Linked DNA regions of Homo sapiens: region 1 is linked to region 2. A link is an interaction called in ENCODE POLR2A ChIA-PET data of the cell type or tissue named here. Cell type or tissue: CD4-positive, alpha-beta T cell. All regions are shown on one strand. Each heading gives the region's core, and the rest is flanking DNA. Links, peaks and the distances in the headings are about the cores only.

The links. ChIA-PET counts read pairs that join two places held together with the same protein. Peaks named below come from ENCODE experiments on the same cell type or tissue, not always from the same donor. Only the 100,000 strongest peaks of a DNase experiment are listed, where the experiment ranks them.
Region 1: POLR2A ChIA-PET joins it to region 2 with 44 read pairs; 12 of 35 experiments call an interaction of 5 or more read pairs at or near these places.

The regions. Positions count from the first base shown.
Region 1 is chr2:98,817,205-98,826,650 of GRCh38, reverse strand. CRACDL (CRACD like) reads left to right here. Exons shown (of 10, transcript NM_207362.3): 7 at 3,114-4,794. Among named protein-coding and RNA genes, the nearest start is that of LINC02611, 50 kb to the right of the region's middle. In CD4-positive, alpha-beta T cell, for the core only: CTCF peaks have their summits at 3,407 and 3,617; DNase peaks (open chromatin) are centred at 3,390 and 4,020; H3K4me3 peaks cover 506 bases; H3K27ac peaks cover 617 bases.
Region 2 is chr2:98,725,971-98,735,416 of GRCh38, reverse strand. MGAT4A (alpha-1,3-mannosyl-glycoprotein 4-beta-N-acetylglucosaminyltransferase A) reads left to right here and starts at 4,285. Exons shown (of 16, transcript NM_012214.3): 1 at 4,285-4,369; 2 at 8,850-9,178. The coding sequence starts at 9,085. It overlaps LOC107985922 (a long non-coding RNA gene), which reads right to left and starts at 4,136. Exons shown (of 2, transcript XR_007087150.1): 1 at 3,722-4,136. RefSeq lists silencers at 3,337-3,631, 3,738-3,927, 3,948-4,277. In CD4-positive, alpha-beta T cell, for the core only: no CTCF peak of the experiment used is centred there; DNase peaks (open chromatin) are centred at 1,046, 4,126, 4,446, 5,056 and 1 weaker place; H3K4me3 peaks cover 6,619 bases; H3K27ac peaks cover 5,921 bases.

The DNA.
Region 1 (9,446 bases), core at 688-8,687, 91 kb before region 2:
CTACCCCCCAGGCTTCTTACCTTCTTTCTCACTCAGCGTTCTGGCCACCTTTCTGCCTCTTGAGCTCAAGAGCTGCCTCTAGCCTCAGGCCTTGGTGCTGCTGTGTCCCAGCCTTGGGGCCTGAGAGTCCCCCAGAAAAACTCACCCTGCCCGTTCACTTCCTTCAGAACACTCGCCACATGCCAAAGTGACCTTTGTAAATGGATGTGCTCTTATTGCCAGTCTTCTTTGAGACCCTGTCCTGGCTGCATTTTCAGCCCTTAGAACATTTCTAGTCACAGAGTTGTTGAATGGATGAACCACTGAACAAACAAATGAGTGAATTAACAAATGAGTGAATGAAAGAAGCTGAAACACTAGCGTGGACAACTGTCTTGGATGAGGGCCTACTCAGTAGCATGGGGAGCATGCCTCGGAAAGACAGACCCCTCTTTGGGTGTGCTGCCTCAGGGTGTCGTTACCTCCTAGTCCTAGAAGCTGAGAAACTGGCTCATGGAATACTTTGGCTTCATTTACTGGCAGGTTCGAGGTTCACATAGGGTTGTTCCCTCTCCCCTACCTGACGGGCACTGTAACGCGTCCCCCCTGGAGTGGGGACCAGCCTGGCCACAGAGAATGACAGTGCTGATAAAGAGATGCTCACAGGCTAATGTCCTCTGTCCTTCCCTCATGACATGATTGTGGTGTGTTGGTGAAGTACCCAGGGCAAGCTGGGTGCCTCAGCTGGAGACAGTTGGGCTAGGGCCACTCAGGAGTTCAGCAACTCCCTGAAGAGAGTGAGTTTTCCTTTGGGCATATGGAAGGTGTTCTTTAAACTCATGCCAGCAGAGTAGACTTTTGAGGGGACTAATGCTGGAGGAAGAAGCAAAGGTGAGTTACCTTCAGGCTGATGTGCCAGCTAGGAACCAGGATACTTGTGCCTAGGTGTGTGTGTCCAGTGCATGCACAGTTAAAGGCTGTGTGCTGTGTCAGTGTGACAAGGTCCGGTCACTCAAGACCTGCCTGTACTCGTGCTGAATGAGACTACAGGGCCAGGGCCTGCTCCCTTCTGGCCCTCAAGTCTGTGATTTATGAATCCCACGGGGATGTCTTTGGCTCTGGCCAGGGCGTTTATAGCCAGCCACAACCTGGCCAGGACTTGGTGACAGAGCGAAGCGTGGTGTCTATTCCAGGTGGAAACACAGCCTCCCTTCTTGCTCCCATCTGGGCAGGGCTTATATCCTTCTTTCTTTACATTTGAACTTGACTTAGTTCTTGAATCCCACTTTGTAGAATAACAGAAAACCTGATGTAGCCAGCCTGGGCAAACAGGTAAACAGCCTTTCCTTGATTTCAACTCTGTCACATCCATGGTCTTTCCCTCTTTTCCCCTTCCCTGCTTGGTAAGGAGCGGGCATGGATATCTGAAGTTCTCAGAGGTGTCCATATTTTCCTCCATCCACTGTTGTGGAACCTATGATGCCGGGGGCCTCTGTCCTTCAGTGTCCATAGCACCCTTTGCCCGTTGGTCATGAGGTCCCTCTTCCCAACCATAAGGACCTTCCTTGTGGCCTGGCCCCTCTCAGGGATCAAGGTGCTTTCAGATGCTCCCTAAATGCTCCCAGGATGGGAAAGAACAGCCATGCTGCCCCCTCTGCTGCCTTGTGTGGGCTCTGTGACTGATAGTTTTAAAAGGTGACCTCCATCCTAAAGAGGTTTCAACATCAGCAGTTTCCTGTAGTAGCAGAAGGCCATCAACATGGCAAAGTAAAGAACCTGCAGCTTTTGAAAGTTCTTCTGTAGCTTTCTTTGTGCCTCTTCCTCTTTTTAAATCCAAAAGAATAGGATTGTGCATTTTGGCAAGAGTTTGCTTAGGTATTGTCACAAACATCCCAGGCATCCTATATTCTATTAGCAAGCAGATGCCATGAAAAATGTTAAAATAATAACAAACAGCAAGAAGAAAAACCTATTGCAAACATACCCTGTCACAGTTCCTGCTTTAGAAAAGGGGAAGGAGAGAGCAATAGCCTGGGTGACTCTTGGTGTCTAATATCACAAACTTTCTAAAAGATCAGTCTCTACACCATCAACCTTTTCGTCATTTCCACATGTTACTTTTGAATGATTCTTGGTTACCTGGAGCTCCTTTCCTTCCCGAGAGAGCAGGAACTGACTTTGTGACAATAGGAGGAAGTTGGACTGGAATCTGAATTCTAGAGGTCTTTCAGAAGAAGACTATCACAAGGCACTGTATGTTTGCCAAGCCAGTAGGGCTTCAGGAGGCCAGAGAAGGGGGGAATCTTAAACTGCATAGAGTGGGAGAGTTTGAAATAGTCCTTGGGGGCCCTGGTAGAGTATCTTGGAGGTTGGGGGCAGGGGGGTGGGGGAGAGTGGGGAGGTGACAGTCACTCAGACCAAGTGTCTGGCACAGTGTTGAGGGCTTGGTTTGACCTGAGTAGGGAGTGGAAGAAACGGCTTAAGACCAGAGAATCTAGGACTTTAAATTTAGCTGAAAATTTTGGTTTTATCCTATAAGCCATGGTTAGCTATTGGCATGATATGAGCCATCTTTTAGGAAAACCAGTCTGGCTTTACTATGAGGGTACATTCCTGAAGTGTTGACATGGGAGACTGGCTGGGAGGAACACAGAGCCATAGAGTCCCAGCTGTTCAGCTCGGCCACCTGCTTGCCCAGGCTTGAACAAGGTATTGGCCTCTCTGAGTTCCTGGCTCTCAAGTGCAAAAAGGGACTCATCATCCCTTCCTCACTGGGATGAATGGAAGATTAAATGAAATAACAAGTGTGGGAGCACAGAGCATAGCAGACACTGGCTGCTGTTGGTCGCCTTCCCTTGGCGTTACTCTAGTCCACTGGTTTTGAGGCTCTGCCAGAGGAGCTGTAGACATTTACTTTGGAGGCATATCTGCCATTGTCCTGATAAACTTGTGAGCCCAAGTAGACCAGTAGGATACAGACTGAGAAAAGACACCCGTGGGTACATGCCTACTTAAGTGCCAGCTTTATAGTGCTGCTATCACTAAACCATTATAAGCCTTGAAAAAAGTGGGGAGGTGACAGGCTTCCTGGAATTGGCTATAGCGACGATGCTTTTTATCTTTATTTCTCTCAGCGCGCTCAGTCTGAATCCCTGAGCGACCTGACGTGCACCCCAGAGGAGGAGGAAAACGAGGAGAAGCCACTTTTGGAAGTCAGCCCAGAAGAGCGCCCCAGCTCTGGGCAGCAGGACGTGGCGCCAGACAGAGGCCCTGAGCCTGGGCCACCGGCGCCCTTGCCGCCACCCGGAGGGGCCCGTGCCAGACGCGCCCGCCTGCAGCACTCCTCCGCGCTCACGGCCAGCGTGGAGGAGGGGGGCGTCCCCGGGGAGGACCCCTCAAGCCGCCCGGCCACCCCGGAGCTCGCCGAGCCCGAGTCGGCCCCCACTCTCCGCGTGGAGCCCCCGTCCCCGCCGGAGGGCCCCCCGAATCCCGGTCCCGACGGCGGAAAGCAGGATGGGGAGGCGCCCCCCGCAGGCCCGTGTGCCCCGGCCACGGACAAGGCGGAGGAGGTGGTCTGTGCTCCCGAAGACGTCGCGAGCCCGTTTCCCACCGCCATCCCTGAGGGGGACACGACTCCCCCCGAGACTGACCCCGCCGCCACCTCAGAGGCGCCCTCTGCTCGCGACGGGCCAGAACGCAGTGTCCCGAAGGAAGCGGAGCCGACGCCGCCCGTGCTCCCGGATGAGGAGAAGGGGCCCCCAGGGCCGGCGCCTGAGCCCGAGAGAGAAGCGGAGACGGAGCCCGAGAGAGGAGCGGGGACCGAGCCCGAGAGAATTGGGACCGAGCCCTCCACGGCGCCCGCCCCGAGCCCGCCGGCGCCCAAGAGCTGCCTGAAACACCGGCCCGCGGCCGCCAGCGAGGGCCCCGCCGCGTCCCCGCCGCTTGCCGCTGCGGAGTCTCCCCCGGTGGAGCCCGGCCCCGGTTCCCTCGACGCAGAGGCCGCCGCCCCGGAGCGCCCCAAGGCCGAGCGAGCCGAGGCGCCACCGGCGGGCGCCGAGAGGGCGGCGCCAGAGCGGAAGGCGGAGAGGGGCGGTGCCGAGCTGCGAGGCGCGAAGAAGTTCTCGGTGTCCTCGTGCCGAGCGCGGCCTCGTCCGGGCGTCTCCCGCCCGCTGGAACGGGCCAGCGGCCGCCTGCCCCTCGCGAGGAGCGGCCCGGTCTGGAGGAGCGAGGCGGCTCTTGACGACCTCCAGGGTCTCCCCGAGCCCCAGCACGCGAAACCTGGCCCTCGGAAGCTGGCGGAGCGCGGCCCTCAGGACTCGGGGGACAGGGCGGCCAGCCCGGCCGGGCCGCGCAAGAGCCCTCAGGAGGCGGCCGCCGCGCCCGGCACGAGAGAGCCCTGCCCAGCCGCCCAGGAGCCGGCCCCGAGTGAGGACAGAAACCCCTTCCCCGTCAAGCTCCGGTCCACCTCCCTCTCGCTCAAATACAGGGATGGCGCCTCTCAGGAGGTGAAGGGTGTGAAGAGGTACAGTGCCGAGGTCCGGTTAGAAAGGTCGCTGACCGTGCTCCCGAAGGAGGAGAAGTGTCCCCTCGGGACGGCCCCCGCCCTTCGAGGCACCAGGGCCCCCAGCGACCAAGGAAAGGGGAAGGCCCGGCCCCCCGAGCCGCTCAGCTCCAAGCCGCCCCTGCCCCGGAAGCCGCTTCTGCAGAGCTTCACGCTCCCGCACCAGCCCGCGCCCCCCGACGCCGGCCCGGGAGAGCGGGAACCCAGGAAGGAGCCCAGGACGGCGGAGAAAAGGCCGCTGCGCAGGGGAGCTGGTAAGAGCCCGCCGAGGGTGCGGGAAGGGCAGGGCCTGGGGAGATCCACATCCACGGGCACATCTTGCTGGACACTCGCCAAATGCTCCTGGTACAAACTTTGTTGCAGGGGAATTGGAAGGAGTCAGAATTCCCACTAACATCATGTCTGATCTAGAGCAAGCTTGTCCAACTCGCGGCCTGGGCCCGGGGCGGCTTTGAATGTGGCCCAACATGAATTCGTAAACTTTCTTAAAACATTGAGACTTTTTGCGAATTTTTTTTTAAGCTCATCAGCTGTCCTTAGTTTAGTGTATTTTATGTGTGGCCCAAGGCAATTCTTCCAGTGTGGCCCAGGGAAGCCAAAAGATTGGACACCCCTAATCTAGAGTAAGGAATAGGCCGACCTCGGTAGCTCATGCCTGTAATCCCAGCACTTTGGGAGGCCAAGGCCTGCTGATAAGCCCAGGAGTTCAACACCAACCTGGGCAACATAGTGAGACGTCGTTCTACAAACAATTTTAAAACTGGCCAGGCGTGGTAATGAGGGCCTGTAGTCCCAGCTACTTGCGAGGCTGAAATAGGATTGCTTGAGCCCAGGAGTTCAAGGCTGCAGTGAACTATGATGGTGCCATGCACTCCAGCCTGGGTGACAGAGTGAGACCCTGTCTGTTTTAAAAAGAGAGAGATAAAATAAGGAATAAAGAGTAGAAAAGGGAAAATAAATACCAGGATTTTGCATAAGTACAGAGAAGTCAGTGTGTAAACATGAGATAAAGAGAAACGTAAAAACTGATTTTGATAGGACTCTCAGCGAATCCCTCAAATTCTTCTCCCACTTTTGACCTAAGAAACTCAGCAAAGTCCAAATCCCAGGACATGTGTACTCATTTTGATGCAGGTTCTTTCAGGGCCTAAGCTATTTCTTGGCTATAAATGAAACATACTCCTCTATTAGGGTCCTTCTGACCTTTTCCTCCAAGAAAGAATTTCCTCCTGCTTCATAATCAGGTTCACGTGGCTCAGCTGCAACATGGAAAGTATTCCATATATTGGAATCACAAGTCTGTATAAAACGTAAGTCTCTCAAGAGGGTCAGCATTTACTTGCTGTCCTGAAAGGGAGATTGGGTTAACATTGAGGCAGAACGTAAGAATATTTGAAAGCAGCTGTCTTTTGAAATGAGCAGAGACAAAGTAGATGACCTTTCTCTGTCTTTGACATTTGTCACTTCTTATAGTGTTTCAGATGAAATGAGAAATCTGTTGAAAATGTGTATTTGCAGCAGAGCTAAAGAATCTTTCATTGCTGGGTTTTTTGTTGTTTTTGTTGTTGTTTGTTTTTGAGACTCCGTCTCACTCTGTTGCCCAGGCTGGAATGCAGTGGTACGATCTTGGCTCACTGCAACCTCCACCTGCCGGGTTCAAGTGATTCTCCTGCCTCAGCCTCCCAAGTAGCTGGGATTACAGGCACACACGATACTACACCCGGCTAATTTTTTTATATTTTTGGTAGAGACGAGGTTTCACCATGTTGGCCAGGCTGGTCTCGAGCTCCTGACCTCAAGTGATCTGCCCGCCTCAGCCTCCCAAAGTGCTGGGATTACAGACATGAGCCACCATGCCTGACCTGCTGGTTTTTTAAATTAATGGAAATCTGTGAACCAGAAAATGAAACTACACAAATAAGTTGTGTGTGCATGTGATGGGGGCCCTAGGGAGAAGTTTTCCATGACAAATTTTGTTTTTTAAAAATGTTTTGGCCCGGCGTGGTGGCTCACACTTGTAATCCCAGCACTTTGGGACGCCGAGGCAGGCGGATCACAAGGTCAGGAGTTCAAGACCAGCCTGGCCAACGTGGTGAAACCCCATCTCTACTAAAAATACAAAAATTAGCCAGGCATGGTGGCGCGCACCTCTAATCCCAGCTACTCAGGAGGCTGAGCCAGGAGAATCGCTTGAACCCAGGAGGCGGAGGTTGCAGTGAGCCGAGATCACGCCACTGCACTCCAGCCTGGGTGACAGAGCGAGACTCCATCTCAAAAAAAAAAAAAAAAAAAAAAGAATGTTTCAGGCTACTCAAGCAGTGTATTGTGGGACAGAGAGGAAATAGAACCCAGTAGCTTTCTTAGGGAATCCTGCACCCTAAGAGGAAGATGCATACATAGGAAGAAAATTAGCTCATACAAAACAATGTGAAAACAGTTCCAAAATAGTCTAATCTTTTCTGGCTCTTTTACAGTGCTTTAAATTCCTAACGTGACACACAAGGATTCACAGTTCCAAAGAGCCCACACATGTGGCCTTCCCAATCTGAAGGCCCCTTGGCACAGCCGTGATTTTGTGTTGCTGCTGCCACTGCAGTAGGATAATCAGTGCGGAATCTGGAGGAAGTTCAAACCATCACTGACGATCCACTCTGCAGATTTCCATTGAGGTTATTGAAGCTATTGTAGAGTGATTCAAAAAGCCATTGAAGTAGCAAGGGAGGAAGGAGTTGCTCTCTGTGCACATGAAACCCTGACCTTCATGGCCTAGAATTGAAAATGTCTCTCAAGAGCTTGCTAAATGAATGGAACTTAAAAACAGAATATCAAGCTCGTAGTCAGATCTGAAAAAGAAGCTTCAGAGGGCAATGCTTTGCCCATTATTTATATGTAAGTTTCTCAACCTAAGCCAGGCTTTCTTCACTATAAAATGCCTGGGATAATCTGTAAATACTTTGTGTATTTTTCTTTGATTTATAAAATGTAATAGAGTATTTTTTTTATTAACAGCTTTGCTTATATAGTAGAAGAGAATTGTCTCATCCATCTAAGTTTAATCACATTCACTAAAGCCATAGAAATGTCAGAGTTAGATGAATTTCAAAACGAAAGAAGAATCTAGGTTACTTTATGGGTATGGTTAATGATATTCATTTTAACACAGAGAGAGGGAAGGAATTACCCACATTCTATAGGGAAGCAACTCTGGGGGCAGGGGCAGTGGTATTGGAAGGACAGGTACCAGGACAGGCTGGGCCTGCTGCCTGATCCTACCTGGACCTTGAGGGGCTATCTCATGCTGACCAGAGCAGAATCTCAGGGTCTGCGCTGTCAGACCCCAGCAGTGAAGCTGCCCCCACACTTTCCCTAGATGCCAAATCTGTTTGTGCTTTCATTGATTATTATCACTTCTACTATTATCATTCTCATTGCTCCCAAATTACATTAGCTAGAAGCAATTCAGTTCACATAAAACATACAGATAATGAAAGTTTTAATAACAATATCACTCTGTTTCCAGAAAGACCTAATATTTGCTGTTGTGGTGGCAAATACCTTGCCCAGAGCTCCCAGATAGTCTGCCACCTCCCCCGTCCTCCCTCCAGGGCATGTACAGTAAAGTTGGATGATTGAAGTGTTCCAGATGACTCGGCTTTGGGCACTCAAACTGCTTTGTCCCCAGCACCTGGTTTATTCCTCCTCCTCTCTTCCACACCTTGTTTTCCTTCTTTGAAGGAATGGAGGGACGCTTCAGCAGAAGGAGTAGGAAAGGATGCAATGGTGGTTGGTTGTAATAAACAGGAGCCTGGGTTGCCAAAGGGGCTGAGCCTCACAGGGGCTGTGCTGGAGTGGTTACTGCAAGCTTAGTATGTGTCTGTGCTCCTCGAGGCAGAGGAGCCCTGTTTATAAGCCTGGTTCATAATTTGCTGATCTGTCGTAGGAAGTAAATGGCCCAGGGTTATCAGCCTTGTTCATTTGTGCAGAACATTATGCATCCTCCTGTTGGTTCAATCCATCCCAGAGTCTAAATTACAGGTCATAAAGCAGCTTCTGCACGCAGGATTAGAATGAGAACAAAGGAGTTAGAGAATATTGTGTGGAAAAATTGCAAAACACAGAAAGTATGTAGAAAAAAAAATCACTCCTAGGTCAGCTCTCCTTCTAGTCTGTCTTGTTTCTGGGTATGAGATTTATTTTTTTTACAAAGTCATGGTCACATGTTGGTGTTTTGGAAGGTAGTGCAAGAAACCACCCTTCTCACCTGGGGACCTCATTTGATAACCAGCATTGGCTAATCTGAGCTTGATTCCTCCAGACAGGGTTGGTGACAGAGTAACACACTCCAGTCTCTGACCCTCTGTTTCTAGACTCCAGTACTCACTCATTCATGCATTCTTTTTTTCAACAAATATTTAATGTCCTCCTGCCATGCAAGCTCTTTCTTGGCCCCAAAAGATGGGAAGAGCACAGGGGACTGACCCTCAGAGTTTATTGCACAGAGAAGGCAGGTGGTAGCTGGATGCTGGAGGAGTGTAGACAGCCATTTTCTGGCCACCTTGTCTTTGTATGTCACAGCCATTTTCTGAAGGAAATGAACTGAAAGAGACTGTCGTCCTTTTTTAATGACACAGTTCAGATATATTCAAATTCATTTGGGTTAGAATACAAGCTGTGGGGGGTTTTATTGGCATCATGCTAAAAATATATTCCTGTCTCTTGAATTTTTAAAATTTCATTTTATTGTGATATGAACACATAACATGAGATTGACCCTCTTAAATTTTAAAATGTACAATGCAGTATTGTTGTCTATAGGTACAGTGTTATAGAGCAGATCTCTAGAACGTACTCTTCTTAACATAACTGAAACTTTATAAACATTGATGAATAGCCCCCAATTTCCCTC
Region 2 (9,446 bases), core at 410-8,409:
TGTGATTCCTCTAGCAGGCTTTACACTGGGTCGGGGAAAGAATCTCACTAGAGCTAGTAGCCAAGAAGCCAGAAAACACAATCTTTATAAATATTCATAAATAATGCAAGCTTGATTGTTAATGCATGGAGGGGGCTGGGGTAGAAAAGAAAACTAGAGATTATGTGCTTGAATTCTTAGAAGCTGACTGCTATAGGCATGGCCCCACCAACAGCCATTTACCATCAAAGAGATAAAAGGAAAAGATTCACTCCCTGTGTGTACTCTGCTTTTAGCTCAGATATCACTTCCAGGAAGGCTTCCTTGCCCCCAGATGGCTTAATCCTATCGGCTGTCCCAGAACTGTGCGTTTGTAGCATTGTACTATGGTTTAATTACTTACCCATTTCTTCTACTGTGAGCACTTTGTGGTTAGATAACAGCTGCCTCTGTAATCATAGGCACTCAGAAAAAGTTTGTGGAACAGCAAAAATGTGTGTGGAAAGGAAAACAGCCTCAACATAGAAGCTTTGTTGGGGACAGACTACAAAATAAATGGTAAAGTTCTGGCAGAACCTCTTGGGTACAATTCCACTGAGAAATAAAGGCAGAAACAGAAACTGTAGAAGTAGAGAATAAATAAAAAGGAAGTGATAGAGGAGGAGAATCATCATCAACAATATTAAAAAGAGAAAAAGATATGGAATGGGATTCAGTGGGGTTTGGATGGATTGTCTTTGATTATTAACAGATACTATGGACTTAGTTGGAAAATCCAGGATCATAAACTCTGCTAAGTTAACATGAATCATCAACCAATTATACCCTATACCTTGGAATAATATATTCTATGGCATTCCAGTTTCTTGGGACAACTCACTGAAATCCAGACTTTCCTGAGCTACAATGTATATGGTTTGAGATAAGTGTAACCCTATTTTCCAAAACCTGCCCTTCTGCTGCCAGTTGAAGCAGCAACGAAGTATCAAAAAAGCCTCCAAGTGAAAGCAGTTGTGTTTTTCCTGTACACTTTTTGTCTTCTGCTGTGCTTCCTCCACTACCCAGAGTGCAGGGGAAATTCCGCTTTTTATCTGAATAAGCCGGTGGAGTCTATAACTGAAGTTTGTCCTTCCCCCTATTCCTTTCTCCTCTGACATATGCCTCTGCTTATAGAATGTCTGTAAATGCTTTCATTTCCTTCCTTCACTAAGAGAAAAAACTGGAGAAGGTGAAGAGAAACATCTTTTTTTTTTTTTTGATGGAGTTTCACTCTTGTTGCCCAGGCTGGAGTGCAATGGCGCGATCTTGGCTCACTGTGACCTCTGCCTCCTGAGTTCAAGCGATTCTCCTGCCTCAGCCTCCCAAGTAGCTGGGATTATAGGCACGCACAACCATGCCCAGCTAATTTTTGTATTTTTAATAGAGACAGGGTTTCACACTGTTGGTCAGACTGGTCTTGAACTCCTGAACCTCAGGTGATCTGCCCGCCTCAGCCTCCCAAAGTGCTGGGATTACAGGAGTGAGCCACCACACCTGGCTTTTTTTTTTCTTTCTTTTGAGAGAGAGAGAGAGAGAGAGAGAGAGAGAGAGAGAGAGAGAGAGACAGGGTCTCACTCTGTCACCCAGGCTGTAGTGCAGTGGCATGATCATATTTCATTGCAGCCTGGAACTCCTGGGCTCAAATGATCCTCATGCCTCAGCCTTCCCAGTAGCTGGGACTACTGATGCATGCACACCAGGCTAATTTTTAATTTTTATTTTTTTAAAGACATGGGTCTCTCTCTGTTTCCCCGGCCGGTCTCGAACTCCTGGGCTCAAGCAATCCTCCTACCTCTGCCTCCCAAAGTGCTGGGATTATGGGCATGAGCCACTGTGCCCAGCTGGGAAATATATGTAAAAATATTCATCCACTCAACAAAATTTTGTAACTTGCTGAAGATGTGAGCAGAGAGATAGTCTGGAGGGGTGATGTAGGGGCTCTGGAATCAAACAGACCTGGATTTGAACTCTGATTCAAACATTTACTAATTGCCTAAATTACTGTTTGTATCTGTCAAATGTCTTAATTTCTCAGGGCCTCAGTTTCTTCGTGAATAAAATAGGGATAATAGCTCCTGTTCCATTTGGTCTTTTGGGTAATTCATGAAAATGGCTTGGGGGCATTCTCCATGATGTTATCAAATGGCAGGACTTTCTTCCTCTGCAAGAAGTAGTTTGCTTGTCTGTCATTAAGAGCACTGTAATAGCAAAGCCTAGAATCATCTATTCCTAGGAGATATTTTAGGCAGGATATATCCAACAATGTATTAAAAGCTTTACCTTGGAATGGTCTCAGTCTTTACCTCTGTTTACATCTGGTCATGAATCAAATTGCCAGCTTGCTACTTGGCAATGGCTTTGTCATAGAATACAGGAAACCTGGCTTTCAGGTCCCCAATGTATTCGTCCGTTTTCATGCTGCTGATAAAGACATACCCAAGACTGGGCAACGGACAAAAGAGGTTCAATGGAGTTACAGTTCCACATGGCAGGGGAGGCCTCACAATCATGGTGGAAGGCAAGGAGGAGCAAGTCACTTCTTACATGGATGGTGGCAGGCAAAGAGAGTTTGTGCAGCAAAACTCCCTTTTTTAAAACCATCAGATTTCGTGAGACTTATTCACTATCACGAGAACAGCATGGGAAAGACCCTCCCCCATGATTCAATTACCTCCCACCAGGTTCCTCCCACCACACAGGAATTGTGGGATTTACAATTCAAGATGATATTTGGGTGGGGACACAGCCAAACCGGAAGTAGAGAGAAAACACACTCAAAGTAGAGGGAAGAGCTGTCATTGGATATCATGGCTGTGATCCCCCAAGTTGTGTCCACAGTGCTGGGCAGTGGACAGATCTTTTGGTATGGTTCCCCTAAACTAGTAAGAGACTATGGGAGCAGGGATGTTACGTGTCTCTTCCTGAAGTTTTAAATTAGCCGTCATGGAGAAACCTCAACATGGGAAGGCTGATAACTCCATGCATGTTCTAGCTGATTATTAATTATTCTTATCTTGAGATAAAAATAATGGAATTTATCGGAGGTGGGGAGGGGACCCTGTTCTGATTGATGCCTCTTAAGAGTTTTCGATTATTGAAATTACTGTTTTCTGAAAAGAATCTACTTATTACTTTGGGAGTTTGGCAGGAACAAGGCTGCCTCCTTGATCTTTGGCCCCTCAATTCCCTTACAGGTTACTCGGTAGGATTGCTGTAAGGATTATTGCGGCAATAAAGTTAACACATCCCTTGTTTTTGAACCATTACCAGCTGTGTGACCTTGGGCAAGCCCTTTCACCTCTCAGCTAGTTTCCTCTTATGAAAAATGGGGAATAAATTTAAAACATGAGATATGCAATAAACGATCTAACACCCATGCCTGCTATACGGTTGCCTGCTATACAGTTAAGTATTCAAAAGAGGACGTACCCAGGGGTAGTTACTGTTAGCACAAGTCCTATGGATACTATGAAAAACAGGGACAGACCACCCAGGCTTTCTACAAACGAGTCAGTTTTTTGCCTTTGAAGTTAACCTCTAACCTTGTGAAACGGCGACAGATAAGGACATGGGGTTCAAGAAAACGGGGCATAGTGGAAAATCAGGGGCATTAGCACCCAACGATGTGCGTTGAAACCCTAGTTGTTTTTCTCCTTCCCAGTTGCTGAAATCAGCCCTTCTGGCCGATTCGCGGGGTTCTCACCGGGAAGTTGGGGCTGTCGCGACCGTCCGCGGGGCCTCGGGAGCTCCTGTGGGGCTGGGCCCGGGACCTGTCCCCGGGGAGGCCGCCCAGTTTGGGCGGCCCGGAGCGGGGCGCGCCGCTGGGAAGGGGCCGGGTCGAGGCAGGCAGGCGCCTGGGAGCTGGGGCAGCCCCGGGTGGTCGGGTCGCGCGCCGAGGCGCAGGCCGAGGGCTCGCCCGGGCCTTTGTTGGCCGCCGGAGCGGTCCCTGCACGCGCCGGGAGGATCTCAGCCAGATGTGGCAGCGGGGCGGCGGGGAGCAGGCCGGCGCCCAGAGCTGGGACCCGAGACCGCGGCTCCGCTCCGGACCTCGCCGTGACACCGATGAGCCGGGCCAGCCTCCCGAACGCTCCGCAGGCTGCGTGGCGGCGCCCCTAAGTGACAGTCGCGCGGGCCACTGGTGGGGCGCGGGGCGCGGGGCGCGGGGCCCGCGGGGCCGGCCAATGGCTGGCGGGGTCGGGGCGGCCCGGCGGGGCGGGGCGGGGCGGGCGCTCCAGCGGCGGGGGCGGAGCCGGCGGGGCGGGCGGGGCGGCCCGCAGCGGCGGCGGCAGCGGCGGCGGCGGCTACAGCAGCTCCGCCGGCAGCCGCGGGAGCACGGCGACGCCAGCGGCGGGTGAGGGGCTCGCGGCGGCAGCGGCGGCGCGCGGGGGCGGGAGGGGGCGCGGGGCGGCTGCGCGGAGGGCGCGGGAGTTGGGGGCGGCGCCGGCGGCCGGGCTGGCGGCCCCGGGCTGCGGGAGATCCACCTGCTGGTAAAGGAGCCTACTGCGCCGCGGCCCGGCCGGAGCTCTGTGCGGGGGAGCTGTTGGCGCCTCTGGGCGCGGGGCCGGCTCCGGGAGCGGCTGGGCCTCGGGGGCGGGCGGCGGGGCGCGGGCCGGGCCGTCCTCCCAGCGTCCCTGCCCCGCACCGCGCACCCCTCGGGGTCGCGCGCCCTCTCTGCGGCCGGCTCGGCGCCTGGTGCGTTCCTGGCGCTCCCCGGCGTGGCGGGGCTCGGCGACTTTGGGGGAAAGTGGAGCAAAGTGCTGATCCGGGGGGTGCGGAGGGGGAGGGACAGCTGCCTGTGGGACCCGGGGGCTGCGCGGGAGTCGGCGCTTTCGCGGGGGCCGCGGGGCAGGTGGGCGGGGCCGGACGGTCCGAGGCGCAGGGGCAGGGGCTGCTCCCGAGGGGACCGGCCGTGCAGCCTTCGCAGGGAATTTTCACACAAAGTGAAGGGCTGCGGGGCCCGCGTGAAAGAGCAGCCCCCGTTTCCCCAGGCCTCAGCTCTCTCCGTAATGAGGAAGCTGCAGTAGGACCCTGAGGCTGGGTCTCGGTGACTCCACCAAGTGTGCCAGGTGACATCTCGGAGGCGAGCTTTTCTGAGCTGGCAGTCGAGCCACTTGCACACCCGCCTTTATTCCTCGCAACAGTGTGTTTCTCTGGAGCGGTTTCATTGCCTACATTCCGCATTGGAAAATAGAAGCAGGCACAATGTATGCTTTGAATGCTTTCCACGTATTTTGCTGTTGTGCTTTTGCTGTTGGACAGATTATTTGATAAAAGATAATGACAGTCGTTCGTTGGAACGTAGACTGTAAATTTAGAATAAAAATATGCGTTTTGTGGTTTATGTTTCTTTTTCTGAATGTTTAAAAAACAGTTTGATGAACAGGTTATCTTGACATAGATTTCTTTAACCCACACGTGTAAACCCGAAAACGCACTGGGCGATGACATTACGTAAGCTGTATTAAAGAAAACTACTGACCCGTTTATAAATGGCAAATAAATGAATTTTGCCACAATTGTGGTGTGTAAAGTTATATAGGCTTACGTCATGGATTTTATTGATTCCAGATATCAGGGATTATTGTGCCTTTCATTCTTAAGTCACCTCTACCCTGTCTGTGGGATGCTGATTAAGGAAGATGCCAAACGTTCGGCAAAGTGTTCTCAGCCGTGGACTATATTGAGTATTTCAGAGAACACTTTAAAATAAGTAAAGGTTTTGTATCCAATAATAAAATGAAGACTGAAGCCCTTAAAGGATTGCTAACAAAACAGTCTGATGTCTAGAGTTGAAAGTTCCATTCACCTTTGGGAGGGTGGAGAAATGACTAGCAATTTTAGCCACTACCTTTTTTTGTTGTTGTTAAAGATTCAAACGTGTTAGATTATAGTCTCCGAGAATATTAAGGGGCTAGATTAAAATTTTTGCAAATGTGGACACTAATAAAAATGTGGGTCACCTGTGTCTTACAAGCCAGCCTGTGAATTATGTCTCATAATTGAAGAGTGAGTAGATCCTTGGTTTTACTCTTGTCCGAAGAGTTTCTTCACTTGTGCCGTGCAGTTAAACTTATTAGCTGGGAAACCCTAATTAAAAATGTATGACTACATTCTTACTGAGTAAAACACGCATATTTTTCTTGCAAAATTTCAGGGCTTATTTGCTAGTAGAATTTATTGTAAGTATCTTCAGAGTTTCATAACTTACTGGATCCAGTATTTTTTTTTTTTCATATATTAGGGGTAGTATATCAATAGTTTACTTTGGTTTTAGAGTTCATTTACTTGTCTCTATGCATTTCTACGGAATGTTTTTACAAGCTTTATTTGTATTTAGTAAAACTTTTAAAATATCCTTAACTATATGATGTGCGCTCTACCTCCCCGTTATTATGAATTGAGTGCTTACTCTAATAACCTGTATGCTTTTTAGATCTTTTACTAGAACAAAATTCTTTCTCAAGTAAAATAGGGCTAAGTAGATAGCAGCTGAAAGTTATAAGTATTTTAATATAATGCCACACCGGGATTAATGTTCCAAGTTATATAATTCATAGAATTATCACCCGTGTTTTTATAATCAGAATTCATTATTGGGTGCTTATTGATTTAAGACAATTAGAGCAGTCTTGCTATGAAGTTTTTTTTTTTTTTCAAACTGAGTCTCTGTCACCCAGGCTGGAGTGCAGTGGTGTGATCTCGGCTCACTGCAACCTCTGCCTCCCAGGTTCAAGTAATTCTCCTGCCTCAGCCTCCCGAGTAAGCTGGGATTACAGGCACCTGCCACCACTCCTGGCTAATTTTTGTATTTTTAATAGAGACAGGGTTTCGTCATGTTGGCCAGGCTGGCCTTGAACTCCTGACCTCGGGTAATCTGCCTGCCTCAGCCTCCCAAAGTGCTAGGATTACAGGCATGAGCCACCACACCTGGCCACTGTGAAGATTTTAATTCTAAACTGTAGACGTGGGCATGTTTGATGTTAACTTGTCTTAACTGTAGAAGGTGAATAAGTTCAATCTTAGAGAACAATGATAACTTCTGCATGAGAATATTTTTAGATCTCTTTGTGTTCAGGTAGTAAAAGAGGTTAGGTGCTTCTAGAATATTATGTGGAAGGTAGAGCTGCTGTCTGAGGGTTAACAGGCATAGTTTGGTGGAGGGTTGTGGTGAGGTATTAGCCAAAAGCTACAGGAAGTGGAGATTTGTTTAAAGTTGTATAAACATACACTTTGAAAATTTCCATGAATTTTGCAACTTACTCCTTAGTAGATCAGTGTGTGTTATATAATTTATTTTTTTAATTTACACTTACAGTTGGGTATAATTCTGCAGTTTTACCTGATACTTGGAGTATCCCTGGAACTTCTCTTCATATTGCCAGGTGCAGGAGGCCTCATTTGAGAGGGAAAGTGTAGCAGCTAAGAGCTTGGACTTTGGAGACAAACAAATTCGAGTTCTTTCTCTGGATTCATTTCCTTGTGTGTAGAACAGGGTTAATAATGCCTGCCTCATAGGAACGATTTTGTGAAGATTTAAACCATGTGGTGGATCAGGCACATAGGAAACATTTCATAAGTTGTAGTGGCTGTCATTATTAGTACTATGCCCCTGTGATCTTTCTTTACTAGGGGGAATTTCTAGTAGTGTTCAGTGTTAAGAAGCAGTGGTGGTGGCAATTTCTGAATTGCCTGCAAATGGCTGCTTGAATCGGTTGTGCTCTTCCCCAGAGAGAATTTTCCCTTGGAACTGCTGGCCATTTTTCGAGGTATATTAACTCCCCCACTACAGTGTCAGTATATTACCAGGTGCATCCTGTGGCACCTCCTGAGGCTACCAGGAATCTGTTCACATCTTGGAGGGCCTGGCGTGCCTCCAGGGATTGAGACTGACCATGCATAGAGTGGACTGGAACCAGTAGCTGGCTGGTTTTGTTGTTGTTCAATTAACCAAAAAAGTTTGGTTTTTAGTACAGTTGACATTTTTTGAGAACCTATTATATGCTGAATGCTGTGCTTAAGTACTTCTAAGACTTCATTTCTTTCCCTTTTCCCAACAGCTTTGTTCGATCAGTGGTGATTTCCCAGATTTCTTGATTTAAAGCAATGCAGAGTGATAGAGCCTAAGGTGTACAGTATCCTGGCTGGATTGCTGCATTTTCTAAATGCTTAAATAGTTCCAGTTTACACCCTGGGAGTGGGTTAGTCACTGGAAAAACGACATTTATTTTATGACAGTGATAAACAGCAGTTATAACTGTAACCTTTTAATAATTTATGACAATATGTGAAAGAGGACACAGGACAGATTGTTACCTCATTTTGTGAATGAAACCTTGAGACCTAGATAAGTGGCATGCCCCAAATCATGTAAGTAATGACAGAGCTGGGTCAAGGGTCCAGGTCTTTTGACCCTTATATATTGTATTCTGTCAATTTTCTTATTAAAAAAATTTCCTATTATTGTGCAATAGGAAAACTGGAGAGAGTGAAGATTATGTTACTCAGGAACCATTGTGTGATCATTAGAGTTCTCATCTTGGAATCTGTGAGCTCCACTTTTCCCTTTAAAATCAGTCACCATAACTTTCTTTTTACAGACAAAACAAAACCAATGAGGAGGGAATATAGTTTGAAGCTGTTTTGTATTTTTTTCCAGGAGGAGAAGGACCATATAATTCCAGTATGTTAAATGAGTAGTTTCGATGTAGGGATAATCTTTATAGATGCAATTTAGCCCTGCCAAAAGTCTGTTTATAATGATGAATAGTAAATGAAGAAACTTACATTTTGCATTACCGAATGAGCTTGACTTTCTCTTTTCCCCTGAATAGGAAGGGAAAAGGCCGAGGCATCAGCGTGTGAAGACCGCAAAGACGATCCCGAGTACAGTTGTGAACAGCATTGCTGCTAGGCTCCTCCTGCAGATCATCTGAAATGAACCTCTCTTATTGATTTTTATTGGCCTAGAGCCAGGAGTACTGCATTCAGTTGACTTTCAGGGTAAAAAGAAAACAGTCCTGGTTGTTGTCATCATAAACATATGGACCAGTGTGATGGTGAAATGAGATGAGGCTCCGCAATGGAACTGTAGCCACTGCTTTAGCATTTATCACTTCCTTCCTTACTTTGTCTTGGTATACTACATGGCAAAATGGGAAAGGTAAGGAAAATGACTCGGAAAATGTGCATGAAATGTACTAGGGTTTTTGCTTGGTTAAGGTGCCTAAATGCTTAGGTCAAATACCCTGGCAATCTGCATGTTACATGCTATCTGCTGGCAGTTTCTTTCTGATATAAAAATGAAACAGTATTCTTGGACAGAGGACACAGAATTTCTAATTCCAGTGGGGCTTGTTTTGTTTTCAGTTTCTTATAATTGTACTTGGAGAAACAGATACTGATCAGTGTTTTATATTCTAAAAGACAGC